Regions from separate parts of the Homo sapiens genome. Here region 1 is linked to region 2. The links are chromatin loops, found by intact Hi-C in ENCODE. Cell type or tissue: endothelial cell of umbilical vein. All regions are shown on one strand.

What was found. Hi-C counts contacts between places; a loop is a spot of excess contacts. Peaks named below come from ENCODE experiments on the same cell type or tissue, not always from the same donor. Only the 100,000 strongest peaks of a DNase experiment are listed, where the experiment ranks them.
Region 1: a loop joins it to region 2, with 22 times the contacts of the local background. A loop is called at or near these places in 4 of 110 quality-filtered maps.

What each region holds. Positions count from the first base shown.
Region 1 is chr12:66,142,251-66,150,250 of GRCh38, forward strand. It overlaps TMBIM4 (transmembrane BAX inhibitor motif containing 4), which reads right to left. Exons shown (of 7, transcript NM_016056.4): 4 at 5,658-5,691; 5 at 3,591-3,708. Among named protein-coding and RNA genes, the nearest start is that of LLPH-DT, 16 kb to the left of the region's middle. In endothelial cell of umbilical vein, a CTCF peak has its summit at 3,066; a DNase peak (open chromatin) is centred at 3,081; H3K27ac peaks cover 1,112 bases.
Region 2 is chr12:66,857,615-66,865,614 of GRCh38, forward strand. It overlaps a transcript of GRIP1 not described here. Among named protein-coding and RNA genes, the nearest start is that of GRIP1, 180 kb to the left of the region's middle. In endothelial cell of umbilical vein, a CTCF peak has its summit at 3,730 (motif pointing left); a DNase peak (open chromatin) is centred at 3,737.

The sequences.
Region 1 (8,000 bases), 720 kb before region 2:
ATGAGGTATCATGCTACCTCACAACATAGATCCTTCAGGACTGAAAGGGACTTAGGATTTGCTTTTTCATTCTTAAAGCCTAGGGAAATTCCAACGTTCCTGCACCATGGGGTATGGGGAAGGTGATATTAAGAACTTACAGCATCCGAGATATTACCCTACTTGCAGGCTAACAAGTTAGCCTGGCACAGTTTCATGGATGCATCAAGCTCCTAGGTCTGAGATAAAGGACAGTTTACAGTAATAACAGTAGTATCAGCATTTTTATGACAGGGCCCAGGTGATGCTAAGAGGGCCACATGACACCTACACACACAGTGGGTTGTGTTACAAGAGAGGAACCTTGAATTTAGGGAAGCAAGTCTTTTTTATAATGGAAAGTAAACATGCTTGCCCTCTGCTCTAGCGAGCACTATTTCTATCTTTCCAGGCTGTTCACTATTGGAAAAAAAAAACCCTTAAAAAGATTGTCTGGAACAAAGAGCAGTCAGCACATCATTCACAAGACATTCAGAAACACGAGACCCATGAAAAATCCTCTCCAATTCTTGTGGGCTTCTAATAAGACATTAGGATAGGGCTGCCAGAGGTCACTGGACATTAATTTACTCTTATTCACTAACTGGACAAGATCCTACATTTGAGCCTGATCAGACACTATTGACAATACATATTAAAACAGATACCTTTTCTCCACTACAACATCCAAGTTGAAATCTGACACACTTAGGCTCCCTGGTTAAGCAGCATGCCCCACCCAGCAACCTAAGTGTACACACACTAAAACAGTTATTTAGGGTCACAGGCTCCATTTGGTAAGTTTCTGGTAAGAAATTCAGCCTAAGACTTGTCAGTTTATGACAGCATTCTCTGTAGATACTGTAACAGGTAAAGATTTGAAAGTCATGTCCTACAAATATTCTGCCTAAGTTGTTAGTTCACTCTACTCTGACTCACATCTCATTAAATATTTAAGCATCAAAGAGAGCAAATTTTCTGAGAATATAGATAAGATATACCATGGACATAGTGCTGATTTTGCTATTCTAACAACTCCATCTAGAAGACTGACAAATCCTACCCTCATCCCTCTCAACAAGAAGCACAGAATAAAAAATAACTTACAAACAGTGATGTACCAGTAAACTGACTTTCTAGGAAAGAAAATGAGCCCTGATTTGTAGTGCTTCTTAATTTCTGTGGTGTACATACATCCTTCATGGCCTACTTTAAACTTCCAGCAGTTTAACAACTGACTTGCAAGATGCCTCATAAGCTGGCACAAGGCAACTCTAGCACACCAATGACCAGTTGCCACAGTTATCATATGTAGTTCTGAGATTTAATTCCTTTTGTGGCAGAATTACCACAGGATAATGATGTTGTAAAAACATCACAGCTTTAAGTCAATCTATGAAGCACTGCCACCATTGCCTGATACTACCATACATCCAAACATTTAACGCACTTCTTCAGTCCCTATTATGTCCCATAAACAGGTCAGAAGGAACAGCCTATAAACTTTTTAGAAAATATTTTCACAGAAAATCTTTTCCCTCGGTCTTTATATCCATTTTGGCACTCAGCTTCCACAACCACTTTGGCTTTGAGGCGTCACAGTAAGTAGTGCCATTAAGTTTTATTTAAAATGCAATAAAGTGCTACTCTTAAGTAGCTGAATCTATGGCATACTGACCAAAGTATAATTATTATTAGGATTTTGCTAGAGAGTCATTACATGGCAATATCCAGTAACTAATAGCAGTAGATGTGATTCAGTGGAGAACTGGGCTGTATACCAAGAGCAGTAGTGAAGTGTTAGGGTTTTAAATAGGTATACTGTAATCAAGTTTCCATTTTTGTATCACCCAACTGCTTGGTGGAAAAGAGGCTGGAAACTGTTAAGACTGGAGAATAGAGAGGCTGGTTGTAGTAATACAGGTAAGAGGCAATTTTGAAAGGGTTCCGTTTCCAGTACTACAGCAAGTAAGAACTATTCCAGACTAATTACTGCCCCTGTCCCACCCCGAAAAACTACTGAAATGATGCATAAAAGAGAAAACAAAGAATACGTTCTTAAAAACATCAAATAACTGTCAAGGTAGAATGGAATTATCAAATCAAAATCTAGGTAAAAGTGGAAACCCAAAGAAGTAATCATAGTACTGTAGCTGAATTTGCCCAACTACAAGAAAAGTCATCAATGCACTAAGCAGGGGTAAATTGCGGGGTGGGGGCAGAGAAGAACCATCCCTGGGAAATTGTCACCACAAGCTATCCCTTTGCTGATTTGTAGTCTAACTGAAGAACACTTGTGTGGTTGGGAAAACATCGTAAGCCATGAATTTAGTTTCAAGTGGACCCAATCCAATAGTTTTCCCAGATGCTAGGCGAAAACCCAAATACTGTATGGAAAAGTGCACCTTCAATCAAGGCCTCAAAGAAATTCAACAAATAGTTTTTCAAGGACAATTACATAGTCAAAAATAACTGAACACTTAAAGAAAGAAAATATCATAAGAATTATCAGAAACAGCAGACACAGACAGACGCACTTCAGAAATATCTGGTCTCAGATCTATATATGATCACTGTAATACCATTTCTATCAATCAATGTAAATTTATTATGAAGAGGCTGAAATATAAGGCAAGTTTACCAGAAAAGGATTTAAGAGAGATGATACTGGAATTAATGAAAGGGAGGGAACAGTTGGAGATTGGGTTGAGAAGAGGAAGTAGAACAAAACTTTCATCATATATGCCACACAAATATGTATGAAACATCCTTCCAAAGAAGGAAAAGAAAATAGAAAATGTTACCTCTCCCTAAATCAAACTCCATTCTAATGAAACTATTTAAGCAGCTCGCGCAATTGTCAGTGTTGGCTGACCAACTATATTTTATCTCAATAGAGACTTCTGGTGTTCTGGATTACCAGAATAAAAGGGGTGGGGGAGGAAAGAAAGTTTAGCAAGAGCAGAGTTTTGTAAATAGTGTTGTAACAGGAAAAAGAAAACGGTTGGGTGACTGTGCCAACAGGAAGCCACTGTGAGCTTAGAAAAGAGTCTATGCATTCCTACCAGGTGAGGGCAATGCTGTACCATAATCCTAATATAAAAAGGATCATTCCGTATATTTGTTTGAGGAAGGATACAGGTTAATCTAGATGGATCAAAAGGTCTTAAAGTTCATGCAGACCCTTTCAATACCTGTACTAATTACAGCGCTTCTTCCAAGAAGACGTGGATGGTCTTGGTAACATTTATGCTAAGACAAAGACTGAAGTAATTTCAGTAAATTCCATAATGTTAATAAAGCATACAAGCTTAAACTCTCTGGAAAGCTTATTTTTTTTTTTAATTCACTTCCCTTTCACTATAGGAGAGAAGCAAATAAGTCAAAGCCACTTTCCATTTCTGTGTATGTTCTAGGAGTAGGACCTGGCCCTAGTACTCAAAGAGATGATCTCTTATTACCCTCCATTTTAAAAGACAGTACCCAAAAATAACAGTGTAGCACATTCCTCAAAACCACCTATAATAATTAAAGACATCTATCTATTATATCCAAGAATATATACAACTTACCCTGCTCCAAATTTGCTGAAATCCTTCTTAGATTGTAGAGTATACACAGTCAAACCAAAAAATACTGTAGTAGTCAGTATGAAAGCTTGCAGAATAATATATACATCATAGAAAGTAACTGTAAAATTAAAACACTGATTAACATGCATATAAACATGCTCAATACAAAACAGCTTTTTCTGGCATTTTATAGAAATGCTTCATTTTCTCCTGTACTTTATGCCAATAAAAACAATTAGAAAAGATTTCTTATCCATCCTTGACTACATGGGTACAGTGAAACCACACCCATAATGCAATTAACAGTCTCCAAAAAATTCATTCATACAAAATCAGAGGTCACATTATTACCAAGTTAATGAAATGACTGGAGAGCTATCACGCCTGTAGCCAGTTTGGAGTTCTACAGGTATGGGAGTGATTCTCAGCCATCTCTGTCCCAGGCACAGTTTACCACCATCTGTGGTGATTGTCCATTATGGTTTAAATATCAATAGGGATGATTCTGGGTCTCCTGCCTGGCTGGGAATTCCTGGACAGTAGCAGCAAATCCAGCAATCATCTAGTTAGTTATACTTGGTTTATCAGCCCAAATCAAGGAAATTGGGAAAGAAAAATATTGGGGCTGTCTGGGGTTGCCTACCATTCACTTACCCTGCAGAGGACAGAAACCAACCACTAACTGCTTTATATCCAAATGTGTATTATCTTGGAGTACATTATTTTGGGGTTTACTGAATATATGCCAAATTCCTTTCTGTAATTTTAGAATAATCATCCATTCAATTATGGCTATTGTAATAAAACTCCTTAACATTTTAATAAATTGCAAAGTTATAACCTCTTGGAGGTTAACTGCTTTGAACCCAAAGCCATTTAAGTAATTTTTAATTTTTCAGGGGAGTAATTATTCATGTTCTTTCTATCATTAAATGCTACATGATTGGAATTTCTCTGTTTATGCCATTACAGGATTAGGAAGGTGAACATGGAAAAGATAAGACATGAAGTCCATTTTGCTTCTTGTCAGTAATTTAAGTATACGATTAGGTTGAAAAGATATTGCAATTACTGAGGAAAATAATGTTCTCAGATTACCTCATCTATGTTTTTCTACCCCCAATTCCAATAATCCTGAAATGAATCTCTCTCCTACATTCTTTATACATAGTAGGGGCTGGAGAAGGGAGAGATGGATTTGATAACCTTAATAGTAAGTAACATTAATAATAAGTAAATATTAATAATACTTCCTTTCTCTGTTAAGAAGCTTCAATCCTATTTATTATTTATTACTATTTATTTATATTGATTCTTTTAAAAAGAGATTACAAAAACATACAGATTAAACAAAACTGGCATAGAAAGGTTAAAAAAACTAATGACAAAGTAGGAAGAGTTAAATATATTAACTATAAGGATAAACAACTTGCTATTATGGAGAGTAATAATTAACTCTGACCTTTTTGGTACTCAAGGTTAACCATTTTGAGACAATCAGAATTTCTATTCTTAATTTACTGAAATTTTTTATTTGAGGCATTACATAGGGTACATCAAGTAATTATAACAGAAACGGCCTTCAAACACATATTTAACATGAAATACAGAGCAGAAATTACCACTGTTTCTTGCAGTGCCATTTGATAAAATATGAGGATATAATGTTAAAGCACAGTTCAGTTTGGCACAGGCCAGTTAAAGGAGTTAAGCTCATACATATGATCAAAGTACGTGGCTCAGAACACATGTTCTCAGTTACTTGATGATAACTTTAAATTAGGGAAAAGATTAGCTATAGTTGTCTTATTTTTCTAAATGGGTAAACAAATGAAATACTGTTCTCCATTCCTTTTATTTTTCTTTTCCACTTCTAAGCTCAGCTGAAATATGTAAACGATAAATATCTAACTTTTGCTTATACTTTAGAAATTATTTGTCCTATGCTATATTTCTGAAATATGATATTCCATGATGTTAAACTTTAGCCCCAAATACCTTTTTACCTGAAAGATCTATCTACATTAAAAAGTTATTATAACATATAGAAATGCAGTTACGGCTTACCAACAACTGCCACAGTCAGAGCTTCCAACAGCGTCTAATGAAAAGAAACTTAAATTAGTGACTGTAAAATTTATACTATCTCATGTACATTTTCTAATTTCTAGCAGCTTAATGTGATCCCATATGAATGATCTCATTTTAGCTTCAAAGCAGCCCTGCGAAGTATATGGGGCAGTTAGTAAACCCACCATAATGAAAATGAGACCTCAGTATATTGAGTGGGAATATTAACATTCTAATTCTGATACTATGACTCTTTAAGCTCTAATCGCATATTTGTAACAGGAAGACTATAAATATAGAACATTCTGTTTTTCTTACTGTGTAATATAAATAAAAATACAATTGCAAAATTATGTGCACATTTATAAAACCTCAATACCTCACACAAACATAGGAAGAATAAAATATTTAGGTAGTACTTTGGTGTGGGAGTCTTGAAAGTGTTTCCCAATATTCATTCTCTCTTTCTTCCCTAATAACAGAATTTTTACCTGGACACATGGCTGTTCAGATTAAACTGCATTTTTTCAGTCTCCTTTGCAACTCTAGGTCTGACTACGTAACGATACTCTAGCCAATTTAATGTGACTAAGATAGGAATTCAACTTCTGGATTGTGCTCTAAAAACAAAGAAAGACTTGCTCTCCCCTTCCTCTTCTCATTTGTTTGTATTAATAACTGGATACTCTGTGGCTATGGAAGTGATCTATCTTATACCATATGATCTATCATATACCACTCTAGGAATGCCTGGACCTTAGCAGAAGCGTGGGCCCTTGTCACCTTCACTAAATTGTCATTCAAATTTTTACATGAAGAGAAATAAACTATCTTGTTTAAGCCATTGTTATTTTGTCACTGTTTAAGTCAAGTCAGAAGTAGCTGAACCCATATCCTAAATAAAAGACTTGGGGATACTGAGCCATGTCCTCTAGCCTCCCTTTCCCCTTAATTACAGTATCTTTATTTTGTCTTATATCCTTACTCTAGATAGATTTTATCAATCATCTGATAGACCATATCACAAAGGCAAAGCCAGAAATAAAGGCAGTGGCTGTATAATCACACTCCTGGTAGAAGCATCCCTGTACTCCACCCTACCTGATATCAGGAAACCATCAGCACCAGAGCAAAAATGGTATTAGAAATTGTACATAGATGTGGAGGCAATGGAACTGCTGTCACATTTTAATGCTTTTAGTAGTGCCAGCAAAAATGGTAGCAAAAGATGATAGAAATTTTTTTCTGGGCTGGGCATGGTGGCTCAGACGTGTAATCCCAGTACTCTGGGAGGCCGAGGCAGGTGGATTGCTTGAGTCCAGGAGTTTGAGACCAGCCTGGGTGACACAGCAAAACCCCCTCTCTACGAAAAACACAAAAAAATTAGCCAAGGATGGTGACATGCGCCTGTAGTCCCAGCTACTTGGGAGGCTGGGAGGTGGGAGGATCGCTTAAGCCCAGGAGGCAGAGGTTGCAGTGAGCCAAGTTCGTGCCACTGCACTCCAGCCTGGGTGACAGAGAGAGACCCTGTCTCAAAAAAAAAAAAAAAAAAAAGAAAGAAAGAAATTTTTTTGGGGGGGGCAGGGCAACATGATTATACTATATTCTTGCTATTTATGACAAGATTTTAGGAAAGAAATCCCATACACATTCAAGTATCTAAGGAAACAGGATGGTATAAATAAGAGTTAAGATAAGACTAGGAAAACATGATAATGTCCCTTTAAAACATATACACACATGCTCCTCGAGTTACAATGGGGTTACATGCCAATACACCCCACTGTAAGTTGAAAATATCGTAAGTAAAAAATGTAGCTCAGAGTGTCTTTGGTTAAAGAATCACCAATGCTTAAAGTCTGAAATTTCGTGGTTGCATATTGCTTTGACACCATCATAAAAGTGGAAAACATTAAGGTGAATGATTCTAAGTTGAGGACTATCTATCTATCTGTCTGTCTGTCTATGTGCATGCATACACACACACACACACTCCTACTAGGGCAAGATAAGATTCACCTCCTTTCTTATCTTGGTGGATCAGGACCAAAAAACTCCTAACGTTAAAGGTCCCTGAGTAATTTAAGGAAATGTATTGTACATACTTATTTGTTAAACCATTTTTAGCTATGGGCATGATGAATAGATTTAACAATCAGTGATTATCTTGCCTATAAGCATTTGGTTGATACTTTTCTAGTGGGACCTCTCCCTGCTGGGCAAAAGTTGAACCACACCCTCTTCCCACACAGAAATCAGTCTTTCTGAGAGGAGGCTACATGTAGATGCGAAGAGGAATTCTATATGGCCGTCTTTTTTTTTATACTTCCTCTTTCCTGA
Region 2 (8,000 bases):
GGAGGCATAAGTTAAGTGCTGGGTATTTTCCATCTATGCTCTAGGCACTGAGGATATATAAATGAATAAAATGTGGTTCCTGACTTCAAGGAGCTCATTTTGAGGTGCAGGGAGGTAAGGCATATCATCATATAAATTCAAAATAGGGAGACAAGAATAAGAGTAGTAAGCTATCATAGAAAGAGGAAAAGAGATGTGATCAGTGAGCTTCAAAGACTGGAGGACACTTGAGCTGAGTCTTGAAGGATAAGTACAAGCTTATCAAGTGTGCAGAGATGATGGAGTGTCTGAAACTACAGGTAAAGCCATATTAATGTCGAGCACAGAAGTGTGAACTGGTGCAGCACCTTGGAGGCTTTTGGTAGCTCAGTATCTCAGGAGTGTGAGGTTTATAGAGGAAACACTGCCTACCTTTCCTTTGATCATGCTTTCCAGGGCAAGTCTCTCAACAATATTCACCATGTTTTTTTGTTTTGAGGGTGGGGTGTTAATGTATGTCTTCACTTTCAGTACTATGAAGTTATTCAGCATGGTAAAGGAATAGATATTCTCCATAATTTAATAATATGGTTAGGAGATTACTGTATATATAAGAGATCATTTTTCTAATTTTCCAAATGGTCTGTATGCTCTTTACTAAAACAACGCTATAAAAGTATAGAAAATTATATATATAATATATGGCACTCTTACTGCTTCTTTGCAAGAATTTACTTTCAACACCATAGGTTTCATAACTCAGTTTTTATGCTTAAGAAATTAAGATGAAAGTGAATCTATTGTATGATATATCCTGGAACTACTCTTAAAAATATAAATTATTCAAAATCACTCAAATTGACTTGTGTTTCTTGGCATTTTTTGACTTTTTTTTGCAGATTCTAGCTACTAAAACTCTCCCCCAGATGGAATACTAGGTAATAGTGTCTACTGTTTCTCTAGGAAACACTTCATTTTCCTATAAAGAAAGATAAGGGTAAAACTTTAAGTGGTCAAGAGTCCACTTTTGAAAGTGTGTTGAGACAATAATCCAACAGAATTTATAATAGGCTTCTTTCGGAGTTGCTATCACCTCACCTCTATCCTCTTTGCATTTAAAAGAAAATCCTCTACTCCAAGGAGACATGGAAGTGAAGCAAAATTAAGAAATATTAAGAATTAAAGATGAGCTAGTGGTATGGGGGGAGAGGGGGATATGAGGGAAATACTAATTGAAGTGGAGAAAAATATCATCCTGGAAAAAAGATCTAGTATTTTTAGCATTAATTTGGTGACTTTTTTGTGGTTGTTGGTTATGGGAAAATTTTGATGTATCAGAGCTCTTCCGTTAAAGAATGAGATAACTTTGCCCATCAACAAATGATCACTATACCCATCATGACTAGGCTTTTTGGCTTAGTTTTCCTATTACATAATCCCTATGAATCTGTCCAGGTATTTTTTCCTAACAATTTCTACCATACCCTACACCACACTTTGCACATTTGGGAATATGAGCCATATGAAGGAATGTGAATTCACCATTGATATCAGCCAAATAAGCCAGAAGCAAAACCATTTTTGACTCTAAAATACTAAACGCAACAAATTGCCAGGAAATAGCAAAATGAGGCCCAAAAGACTAGCATATTCTCCACATTTTCTGAAAAAAAACAAAAAAACAAAAAAACAAAAAAACAAAAAAACAAAAAAAAACCAGTATTAGCCATCACAGAAATAGAAGCTATTTAGTTCCTTTAGCATTTGTGTATGGTCCATAAGTTCCTCACAAGAAGCAAGTTTCATTTTTGCCAACTGCACATGATTCTGCTTCTAAACCATTATTCAAACTCGAATATTAATTTATGCTTTCAGGTAAGTACACTACATAAATAAATAATACAAGTAGAAAAAAAAGTGACTCTGAATAAAATAATTTTCTCAGACTGAGCAACAATCCTCCTAATCTACAGGAACAAAAAGTAGTTGCCATCCCTTATCTTACTGGGATGTCTAATTCCATTCTCTATGGGAGACTCATCAAATGAACTTAGACAAAACAAGCAGTATCATATAAGTGTAGGTAATTACAACTATATTAACCTCAGAAAATGGTTTTGAAGAGATCACTGTCAATCTGGGCAATTCCTAAAAATAGTGCTCTGTGGGTGCTGCAGGGCTGTGTTATTCAACATCCTGATGAACACTAACTAGCAGGCAGCACCAGTTGCACTTGGGGGAAAATACTTGGCTTCTTAGTCCTCCTCAGCTCAGCATTAATAGATAGTCCTGTCCTATTACTAATTCTTCATCTGAAGGTCCCCTATCTGCAGCCAGTTTCTCCTTTCCTAAGATGGCAGGGCTCTGTTTATATTTCCAGGCATCCTGATGTAGAAACTCAGATGACTCACATGCAAGATATAAGTGATCATCACCTTCAGTCAGGAAGTCACCTTAAGTGCTTAACTTACAAACTTTCCAAAATTTACAATTTAATATAAGATCCTCAGATCCTTGGTCCGGAAATCAACTCTTTCCTTTGTTATCTATAGCAGGGGCTATAAGGATAGATAACTTATCGGAAAAGCCTGGGCTTCTAGGAGGCAGCTTCTTGAAGAAGCTTGGGCTTTCGAGTCTGACCCAACTAGGTGGAAGCTTTAAGTCATCACGTGCTTGCTGTGTGAATGCTTTGCATAGTTTCCTTTCAGGACAGTGGTATCTATCTCTTAGAGTTGTTACAAAGATTAAATATGAACCTCAGCATAATATGTACCAAACACGGGCACTTGGAGCATTCGTCTCTTAGCCCCTTTTTGAAAGTGTGTTGAGACAATAATCCGATACAATTTATAATAAGCTTCTTTCAGAGTTGCTATCACCTCACCTCTATCCTCTTCACATTTGAAAGGAAATCCTTTTTGCTGGATTGTACTTTTTTGCTGAAGTGTACTTTTTGTAACATGCTGCCCATTCACCGAGTGTAAGTTCCCCGGTGGTAGGTATCCTGACTTGACCACATCTGCAACACAAGCCCAAGTCCACTGCTTGGTGCAGATTAGGCTCTCAACACCTGCTTTACATTAAAGATGTGGAGGCCTTATGGTCAATGCATCTCAAACTTTAATGTGACTATGAATCACCAGAGAATCTTATTAAAATGCATATTGCGATACATAATGTCTAGAGTGGGCCTCAAGATACTCCCTTTTTTATAAGCACCAGATAGACCCATGCTTCCAGAACCACACTTTGAGTGAACGACATGCTAGTTTTCTTTCCTTACTTTCTGACTGCCACTATATTCCACATTGTGGCAACAGAAAGCAGTTTGTGGACATTTCATTCAAGGCCATTACACTATGCTCAACCATGTCCCTTCCTCAACACACAAAAAAGGGGAGGGCTACCCAGGATAATATCAGTGTGGAGACTATTTGCTGATATATCTCTACCTTATTAGGACAAGCTATTAAGTGAACTCCAATATTTATCATCAGAAAAATAAAAAGGTCCTTAAGGAAACATTAACAGTTTTACTATACCTCTTCTAGAGGGTAATGATACATAATAATATTCTGGCATATGATACACATTTATAAATCATTGGCATTTAATACCTTGTATTTCAAAAAAGTGTCATACCCTACGCTGTAATGTTAACAGAATGAGTATTTATAAATATACATGCCAGAAATGCAAACAGCCACATTTGCAAAGGCAACTGTCATCTGGTTACCACACAGTGCCATCTGCTGGACAGCTGCTGATGTGCAGCAGAAAAAAATGCAAGATGCTCTCCAGGAATAATAAAACATTTCCTGCAGCTTTTCAATGAGATTTACACAAACGAAGGCAACTTACACAGTTCTGCACTGGCTTGTTCAGAAAGAAGATTTTATAGCCCCTATGCTCTTTTGCTTAGAAAAGTAGAACAATTTTATAGAGATACGCATATTGCTGTGGGGCTAAAGGCTGAATACAGAAATCCCACATGGCCATGGAGAACAAAGAACTGTTTCTTTCTTCTGAAGAAAAATCTAGTTTTCTTATTACCACTGAAGTTTACATGAGTATTGTCTTCATCAATAAAATAATAGTTCACACTATTTTGCAGCACCTCTCACAAACAACAAATTGATATTAATAAAATAAAAACTATAATTTTCTAATCTATTTCACTTCTGAAAACAGGCTCCTCTTGAATCCTAAAATTGGTCAAAATTCTTTAGCACAAATGGTAAGAAAAGAATAAGTGGAAAAGACATAAGTCCTATGTAAGTCCTTATTGATATCTTTCATGGAAAACGCAATTTGTTCTACCATAGTAATGCTGTAACTTGGAAATGATTTAACAATTTCCTACCTGAATTAGTACTCAGTCTAGTCACAAGAACAGATCATTTAGGTCTCAGGTCTCATGCAGTCTTCAATTAAAAAAAATTAGGCAGATGTGTGGATTTAACTGGACACATTAAAGAATAATGATGAGTGCTAGGAAATATCTACTTTGGGATGTTAGAACCAATATATGTAACTAGGTCCTGTTAAGCAATTTTCTATGGAGGATCACAAAGGGCATTACTAGTGTTCACTCAATGACTCCTAGACTGGCTCTACTGAGGTTTTCCTAAGATTCTGAAGTGGAAAGTATGAATAAAATATGGATCAATAAAGTATCTTATAGGTACTTTAGAGGAACATTAAGTGAATTGCCTTAGGTCACAAAATCCTAATGGTGATGAAAAAAGAACCTGGGACTCCCAGCCCCTAGCTTAAAACACCTAAAGTACTTCCTCCCATGGAATACTTCTTGGAGGCCAGTTTCATAATTAATTTAAACAGCTTTCTGGGGCACATTAATTATGTAAGCTCTCTGTAGACTAGGCCACTACAAAAGGAGAAAATAGATTCCTCACTACCCATGAATGGGACTGTTTTCTTCTTTGTGACACCAAGGTGCTCTGAAAGCCCCTAGGAAGGAAACAGCACAGTGCCCACAGGGTGAAGAGCATGGCGGGGTGAGGGACACAGATTTCTCTTCTGGCTGTCTTGTCTCATTTTGTAGGATCTCTCAGTAGTCTAGGAAAATTGACCTTTCCAGCTGTCAAAGTCCCTCCCCAACAGAGCTTTATCAACCTCCGAGGGATGAATCCCATCTATAAATTTCCATGCCTAAGGGCCCTGCTGTACTGGCAGAGAGAATGCAGTCTAGATTCCATCTCTCTATGTGGTTAAGGCAGCATTACTCTTCTCTTCCCATATCCATATGAATTTCCAATGTGCTGCAGTTTCAGGGGAATTAAACCACAGTATTGTGAGCAATCTCTTAAATGATATAATGATGAAACTTAAAATATGAAATGTTGTACTATTATTGAAACACCGAGACAAAACAAGTACATGTAAAGTTGGATGATAACGTAGCATCTGATTAGGTTCAGAAAAAGGAATAATGTTCTTGGCTCATATGCGTTGAAGTCTAGGACCAAAATATGGCTTTGCCCACTTAAACTAACTGAAACTAAGGCTGACTGAAACTCCTTCTCTTTTTCTAAGCCAAATTACTTACGATTCCCCAAAGTGTACCTACATTTTTGAGCCCCATTGGAATTCATTGTTCCTGCCATTTATTCATTCATGCAGGCATAGAGCAAGTATCTATTAAAGCCAACTATGTGTAACACACTGTCCTAGGTGCTAAGAATATAGAACATTGAAGATAAATAAGTTCCTGTTCTTTTGAAGTTGATTTCTAATAGGGTAAGACAGGCAATAAATAAATAAATCTATAAATATATTAGTACTTAATAACTTGTAAGAAGCAAGATAAAGCAAGGTAAGAAGAGTGGTGAGTAAGTGTGTTTAGTCATCAGAGAAAGTATTTCTGATAAGATGACATTTGAACAGAGATCTGGAGGAAGGGAGGGAGAGAAAGGTGCATTTATATGGAGGAAGTGCATTCCTAGCAGAGAAGCAAAAGGAAAAAGTCGGTGTAAATGTTCTGAGAAGTGTATGCTTGGAGTGTTCAAGGAATAACTAAAAGGCCAGGTGGTGCACCAGTGGCAATAAGGATAAAAATGATAGGAAAGGAGAGCAGAAGATGCAGTGGGAATATCATACAGGGCAGTGTTCCTCATACGCCCTGTGTTAAAGAACTGGCTGTTTTTCAGGATCCACTGCAGATCGATAATTTTATAAAATGCAATTAAAATGTCAGTGCAATAACTACTGCTACAAAAAGCTTCTGAACCTGTCTCCTCACAGACCCATAGCAGTTCTCAGAGGAGCAGAGATCCAAGGACCACACTGAATTGTACTGAGAGCCCAGTAAGGCAGGGTGAGTCTGCTGAATTTTATTCTGAGGGAGCTGTGCCACCACTAGAAGGTTTTGAGCAGAAACTGCTGTTTCTTTCAACTGGCATGCCCTTCCCTCTCCAACACTTGGCAAGATCTTGCTTAATCACATGAACCATCTCCACCATTGACAAAGAGTATCTTCAACCAGGGGCCCTCTAAGCACTTCACATGTGTGGATCCCGAGTGGATCTCATGGCTTCTCTTCCACCCCTGCCAAAAGTGATGATACTCAATTTTTTTTCTCTTTTTCTTCTTTAAAATACTCTTCATGTCCTCAATATACACCATGATTTTTGAGTACATGTCCTATCCATCCAAACAGTCTATAAACTCCAAATATCAGAGACTATTTTATAAATCATTATACTTATTAACTTGACACTCCATAAATATTCTTGAATTGAGATCTACACTAGGTCGACAAAGATCAGTCATCAATAATATGATCTGACCATATAAAATAATTTTTAAAGGTCTGTTTAGGGCTGGGTGTGGTGGCTCACACCTGGAATCCCAACACTTCAGGAGGCTGAGGCAGTAGGATTGCTTGAGCCTGTAAGTTCGAGACCAGCCTGGGCAACACAGTGAGACCTCATTTCTATTAAAAATAAAAAAAAAATAGCTGGGTATGGTGGTGTGGGTCTGTGGTCCCAGACACTTGGGAGGCTGAGGCAGAAGGATCACTTGAGTTTAGTAGCTCAAGGTTGCAGTGAGCTATGATCACTCTAGCCTGGGTGACAGAGAGAGACCCTGTCTCTGAAAAATAAAATATAAGACCTGTTTATAGCATTTTAGAAAATGCTGACCTTTATCAAACTCCCTGTTACTCTGCAGATCAAATCCAGAAAATTATTGCTGCCTCAAAGGCTTTTGTAGTTCAAATCTCTTATCTCTGGCATATTTCTTGAAATACATAGTCCACTGGCTGGAACTGTTGACCATCTTAGTGCTATACAGATCTCTCTTCTAATGAAATGTGTTAGGATGCAGTTTGAACTGTAGAACTGAAAAATTTAAATGTTCCCTTAAAAAGTCAGTGACCAAGAAGCAGCATTGTTTGTATATGTCCCAGACCTATAGTTAATTTTTAAATTAGAAGTAACGATCTGCTGTGTTAAATGAGTAAGAGAATAATTCAACATCTGGATAAGGGAACTGTAAGATGAAAGCCCAGCAGCAAGTTGAAAATCTGACTTTCAGTATTTTAGCTCAAGGAAGCACGGCAAGAAGACCATTGCTCTAAAATCCAATATGAAAAAAGTTCATGTTGATTCTACCTCTATTTTTACCAGCAGAAACAGAGTTGGCTGTATATTCTTAAGTATTTGTATCTTTGGACTAAATCAAGATTTACTGTGATGAAATTCCTGATGTAAAAAAGAACAGTTCCTAATCAAAGAATCTTATTCTTTTTCTCAAGATTATAACTTTTTTCTTTAGACAATGAGGAAAACGCTTTCCTTAAGAGTAAGAAGCCAATAAGACAGACTATCTAAATAGAGCTAGCAGATCTTTGTGGTAGTTTTTTTTTTTTGCATGGATAGAAATATGTTATTTTCTAGCTGCAAAGGGACCTCCAAAATTTTGACACATACTGTTTTAAAAGGTCAACAACACATTCTGTTCATTACTCCATCCATCCATGCATCCATCCATCCAACCAT